Regions from separate parts of the Mus musculus genome. Here region 2 is linked to region 1. A link is a loop called in an ENCODE intact Hi-C map of the cell type or tissue named here. Cell type or tissue: heart. All regions are shown on one strand. Links, peaks and the distances in the headings refer to the core of each region. The heading gives the core; the rest is flanking DNA.

Region 1 (2,920 bases), core at 198-2,697:
GGCAAACATCCTTGCCACTAGCTATAGCTGCAGTCACTAGATTTCCATCTTTCCATGCTTCAACCCTGTGTATCAGGTTTCTCCCCCCTCAGATTGAAACATTCCATCTTGCAGGGAAGCTCATTAAGACAGGAAGTAAATCACTCAAAATAGCTTTAGGAAGTCCCTGAAAATGACCATGGTCTTTAAGGCCATCTTTTCCAGAGAGTGCACAAACAGAAAAGATTATTACAAGTCACTTTCAAAGGAGGCAAACTGCAAAGTAGACTCCTGAGAAGCCCAGATGTCTGGAAGAGGTTTAGACCAACTGAGTCACTTGGAAAGGACATTCCCCAACCTCTTGAGATGCCTGCAGGCTGTATAGTGTGTTCCAGGTTCCCAGCTGTTGTGAGCTGTCACCTGTGCTGGGCTGGGCTTTGGTGATGCATCTGTCTTTGAGTCATTTCTGCTTCTGTAAACTACCGCTCACCCATATTCCTGTAAGTAACCCCATTAATACTAATTGATTCACCAAACTGGACTGTGGTGGTATCTGTAGTTCAGTTTCCCTGTTTGAGGTGAGTAGACATTTATTCATATCTCCCCAGGAATAGTGCTATACAACTATTCTTGCCAGGGGAAGACACACTGATTTCTTGAGAGTTGATATTAAAAATTCAGAGACTTCCCGTCTTTGAAGGCATAGGACACAGACCTTCTTAGATTTGCTTTGTAGGACTAAAAGTTATCCCAAACCATTTTATTGACATACCTGCATACCTACTATCACAGTAATTCAATCAGTGAATGACTGTATTCATTATTCCTTAGCCTAATTTCCTGCCTGTGGTGCAGATTAAAGTGGAAAGTGTGTATAGCCTTGGGGTGGTCTGGATAAAAATGGCCTCCATAGACCTATAGGGAACGGCACTATTAGGAGGCATTGCCTTGGAGTAGGCCTGGCTTTGTTGGAGAAAGTCTGTCAATGGGGGTAAGCTCTGAGGTCTCAGAAGCTCAAGCCAGTTCACTTTTGCTGCCTTCAGATCAAGATGTCGAACTCTCAGCTCTTTCTCCAGCACCATGTCCGTCTGCACGCCACCATACTTCCTGTTGTCATGATAATGGACTAAACTTCTCAACTGTAAGCCAGCCACAATTAAATGTTTCTCTTTGTTACCCCGCTTATGGTGTTGTCTCTTCGCAGCACCAGAAACCCTGACTAAGACAAGTCTCTGCGGTGTAGGCATCCTGAGTCAACTAGCCAGCCGATCGACCAATTATAAAGTATGAAATTCCACTTAGGATGATGGACAACAGTGAGGTTCTATCAACTTAAACTAACACACAGTATTTATGCAAAAATATTTACTTTGGTGTGTATATTATATGTGTGTATATTCGTGCACAGGTATGCCTGTGGAGGTCAAAGGCATCTTTCTTGATCACTCTGCACCTTGATTTTGAACTTTGAGCTTATGAATTCAGTCTGGCTGGTTGGCTGCTGAGCTCCTCCTGAAATCTTCCAGTTTCTCCTCCCTAGTCTGGGGTTGCAACAGGGACTAGCTTTTACACGCGGATGCTGGGGATCAGGACTCAAGTTCTCGTGCTGACAGGCACCTTAACCACCAAGCCAACTCTCCAGCCCTGTAAGTCAAAATATTTTAAAGTAAAACATGAACATCATAACAAGCCCCATTTGTTGGATTATGTTCAGCTAGATTTTCTACTAAACACCAGTTGTCCTGGAGCAGGCAAGCACAGACTGGAAAACAAAACACCCGATTAATCTTTCCCAGTGGAGCTGGCTTTGGCTGTGCACCGAGGAGAAGTATAAATCTTGCCATTGCACTTCATTCCTATTCCATTTCTGAAACAAACTTGGCAAAAGACTATGAGCTCTTGGTCATCACTACGCTGCCCCAAGTCATCAATGTCCTTCATCCTTTCTCAGTGGCATTAGCAGAAAATTGATGTCTCCTCTATAGCACTGGCTTGTGCATGATGCCATCTTTCTAGTAGAGTGAGTATAGTTCCTAGTTAGCTATGAAGTAAGGGCTGGGTATCTCTGTCTCTCTTTCTCTTCTTCCCTCTCCTCTCTCCTTTCCCCTTCCCCCTCCTTTGTTCCTTTTTCTCTTCCTCTTGCCTTCCATCCTGTTCTAGTTCTTCACTGTTGTCGTCTTTCTCACTTTCTTTCTCTCTCTCCCTTCTTTCCTTCCTTCCTTGCTTCCTTCCCTTCCTCCCTCCCTTCATTTCCTCCTCCTCCTCATCCTCCTTTTCTTCTTCATATTTCGAATGTAAGGGAATCTACTATCTACTGCTTGGTTCTTTGTAAAAAATGCCCCTAACTTCTCTGCTATAGAAGCTGCTGGTTACATTTCTGTTCACCAATATTATAGCAAAAGATGCTTCACGTGTAGCACCTTCTGCTATTTCTCCTGCATGTTTTAAAGGTTCCAGATCTCCAGAATTCTTTTTGGGCATATGTATCAGTTAGGGTTTTATTGCTGTGAAGAGACTCCATGACCAAGGCAACTCTTATAAAGAGCAGCATTTAATTGGAGCTGTCTTACAGTTTCGGAGGTTTAGTCCATTATTATCATGGAGGGAAGCATGGCAGAATCCAGGCAGACATGATACTGGGGAAGGAGCTGAGGGTTCTACATCTTGATTCAAGGGCAGCCAGGAAGAGAGGCTATCATGTCTCACACCAGGCAGAGCTCAAAGCTCTGCCTCTACTGTGACACACTTCCATAAAGGAGGCTACACTCCCAAGAGTGCCATTCCCTGGACCAAGCATATCGAAGCACCACAGTTTAGCTTTGTTTTTAGCTAGCTTCCTCCTTGAACTGTATGAGGCCTTTTCTCCTAGCCTTTCTCTCCTTTTACTCGCATTGTGGTGCATTAGTTTCCACGGGCAGGAGCTAAGACACCCGAGTTGCTT
Region 2 (2,920 bases), core at 299-2,798, 98 kb before region 1:
GGTAGAGATGGAGTGGTTGTTAAGAAGCAGGCTGGGTACCTCACTGTGGGGTGTAGGCCTGAGCAGACCATCTTTGAGCTATTACACATTGGTTTTCTTCATTAAACTCTCACATTTCCATTATTTTGCAAGATAATAGGGGAGTTTCTGAAATCATGCAGAGACCTGACTGGAGGCTGTGCAGGGGAAATCCCAGACGTGATGTGCTTTGGGAATGATGTGAAAATCTCTTCCTGCAGTTGTTTTGCAACAAAAGGATTATTGTTCATTTTAAAATACATCTGTCTTTCTTCTTTTTAAGTGTGAGGATTTGTTCTTTCATTTTTATGTGACCATTAGAAAATGTTATTGAGAAATTCTGAAGTCTTATTGCACTTGAACGTTTAATTTGTAAATATAAGTGTGGAGAGTGAATTTTAGGGGGCTGACAATTGTATGAAGGCATGACTAAAATCTCTAAAATGAAAGAGAGTGAGTGGTTAGTGTCAATATAAATTAAATTCAAAATTAAAGTAAATATAAAGACTCAAACCTGAGAGAGCATCTAATGTGTACATGTGTGATCTGTGTATGTGTGAGTGTGCACATACGTGTGCATGTATATGCATGGGTGAGAGGACATCATGTGTCTTACTCTGTCACTCTTTACCCTAGTCCCTGAAATGGAGTCTCTCGCTGAACCTGGAACTACCTGGCAGCCAGTGAGCCCCAGTGATCCTCCTGCCTCATCCCTCACAGTGTTAGGGTTACATCTGTGATGCGTGCAGCTATGCCTGGCTTTTAATGGGAGGACTAGATATTCATACCCAGGTCCTTGCGCTTGTGTAGCAAGTGCTATTACCCACAAAGGCTTCTCTTCAGGCTCCCAGACTTCAAATGTTTAAGTAATTAAATCAGTTCTATGCCATAAATAGCTATGTAAGACTTAGCAAGAAGGTAATGAATTTGTTTTAATATGATACAACTCACTGGATGATCCAACACAGTCATCTCCAGGCAATGCTTGCCCCCTGCCTTTGTTTGTTCCATGCTGAGTGATACAATAGGAGGTTGAGATAAAACTCAGCAGTAGAACACTTGCCTAGCAAGTACAAGGTTCTGGGCTTAATGCCTAGCATATCAAACAAATAAACCCTTGATATAGGATGGGAGCAGGCTACCTCTAAAGCAAGGAACTTGGCTGTGGTTCCCATTCCAAAGACTCTCTGGGGGACCTTGGAAAACTGACTCAAACTCTGGCACCAATATCTTCCTCTTCAACGATAGTAGAGGAACAATGGTTCCCCACTGTCTGGAATGCTGTGAAACTTCCTGCTACTTCGGAAGGGTTACCTGGTAGATAGCATCACGTTTCAAAAATAGATTAGCAACAAGTGGCCTGGCTTGTAAGACAGTTATGAAGATTAAAGCTGGAAATATATTAGAAAACACATTATAAACAATGAAGCTTTGTAAGTATTGACACTTCTCAATGGAGTTATTTGTTCGGAATTCCTTTGCTTGGAAGTTGTGAATAATATTTTTTCAATGTCAATAATTTAAAAAATATTCTTCTCTCATATAATACATCCTGACCAGTTTCCCCTCTTTCCACTCCTCCCAACCCCCTCTCCCCATATCCACTCCTTCATTTTTCTTCAGAAAAGAGCAGGCCTCCCAAAGCTATCAATGGAACACTGAATAACAAATTATAACAAGACTAGGCACAAACCCTCATATCAGGGCTGGGAGAGGCAACCCCGTAGGAGGAAAAGGGTCCTAAGGTCAGGAGGAAGAGTCACAGACATCCCCACTCCCATGGTTAGGAGTTCCACAAAACAAAGTTAATAACTTTCAAAAAGCTGAACTCCGCAAGAGACACAGGAATTTGCTAGACAATTCATTATTCCTAGGTTTTCTGAATATAAGTCATAAAGCAACATTTAAAAGGCTCTTCAATAAACCTTAGGGGCACTGTGTAAAATAAGTGACAAACAACATAGAATTTTAGATGCTCTCCTCCTCCTCCTCCTCCTCCTCCTCCTCCTCCTCCTCCTCCTCCTCCTCTTCCTCCTCCTCCCCCTCCTCCACTTTTGGACAACACATGAAGTGTCATATTCTTTTAGAGGCAGCAAGACTGAGACCTTTTTAGTGCTGTGTAGAGTTAACAAACCACCTGCTTTACGTTAAAAGTGTGTTTATATTTTAAGATAAAATGCTGACTCTTGTGATAGAATAATAGCTTAGAAAAAGAAAACCTTAACAAAACATCTGGGTATTGCTAGGAAGACCAAGAGATAATGACTACGTATCTGCCAGTCACCACCCACCCTCTTCCCAAAATTCCTTTGTTGTTTTTCTCAGCGATCCCACCCAGGTAATGACTGAGACAAAAGAGGAATTTCCTAGGAAAGGGCCAAAAATATCATCAGACAAGAAGAGGAAGCATAAAAATGTCTCTCTTGAGGGCACCAATTGTTAAACACTTAAGCTCAGAGGTGCTCAGAACATCCGCAATTCTGCAAAGCCAACCGCTAGTACTGACTGGAGGCAGGTGTATGTCCTGCTGGGATTTGCCAGGAAGATGGATTTCAGTGACACTTTGGGAGCTGTCGTGGTTTATAATGTCAACTTCCTAGGCCTCTGTATAGTAGTTTTCAAACACACGAGAACAGAGAAGCCCCATTAAAACAAACAGCAAAGCTCTGAGGAATTCTTGTACAACGCTACAGAACCAGGGGTATTCCCGTGATGACTCAACTTACAGCTGTTGATTTAGTGGGACTGATGTTAAAAGGTCCCCATATACAATCCACCCCCATGATTAAATACATTTTTGTAAAGATCAGCAGTACTGCTGCCTTCTCCCTCATCCTTGCTCTACAAACATGGGACAAGCCGTCCAGGTAAAACCTTGCCAGTGACTCTAGTCTCTGATTTC

The links. A loop is a pair of places that touch in the nucleus more often than their neighbours do. Peaks named below come from ENCODE experiments on the same cell type or tissue, not always from the same donor. Only the 100,000 strongest peaks of a DNase experiment are listed, where the experiment ranks them.
Region 2: a loop joins it to region 1, with 2.6 times the contacts of the local background. A loop is called at or near these places in 3 of 42 quality-filtered maps.

The regions. Positions count from the first base shown.
Region 1 is chr10:38,881,136-38,884,055 of GRCm38, reverse strand. No RefSeq gene overlaps it. Among named protein-coding and RNA genes, the nearest start is that of Rfpl4b, 61 kb to the right of the region's middle. In heart, for the core only: no CTCF peak of the experiment used is centred there; a DNase peak (open chromatin) is centred at 1,695.
Region 2 is chr10:38,979,423-38,982,342 of GRCm38, reverse strand. The region is part of intron 1 of Lama4 (laminin, alpha 4); the gene reads right to left. Among named protein-coding and RNA genes, the nearest start is that of Lama4, 15 kb to the right of the region's middle. In heart, for the core only: no CTCF peak of the experiment used is centred there; DNase peaks (open chromatin) are centred at 1,242 and 2,442.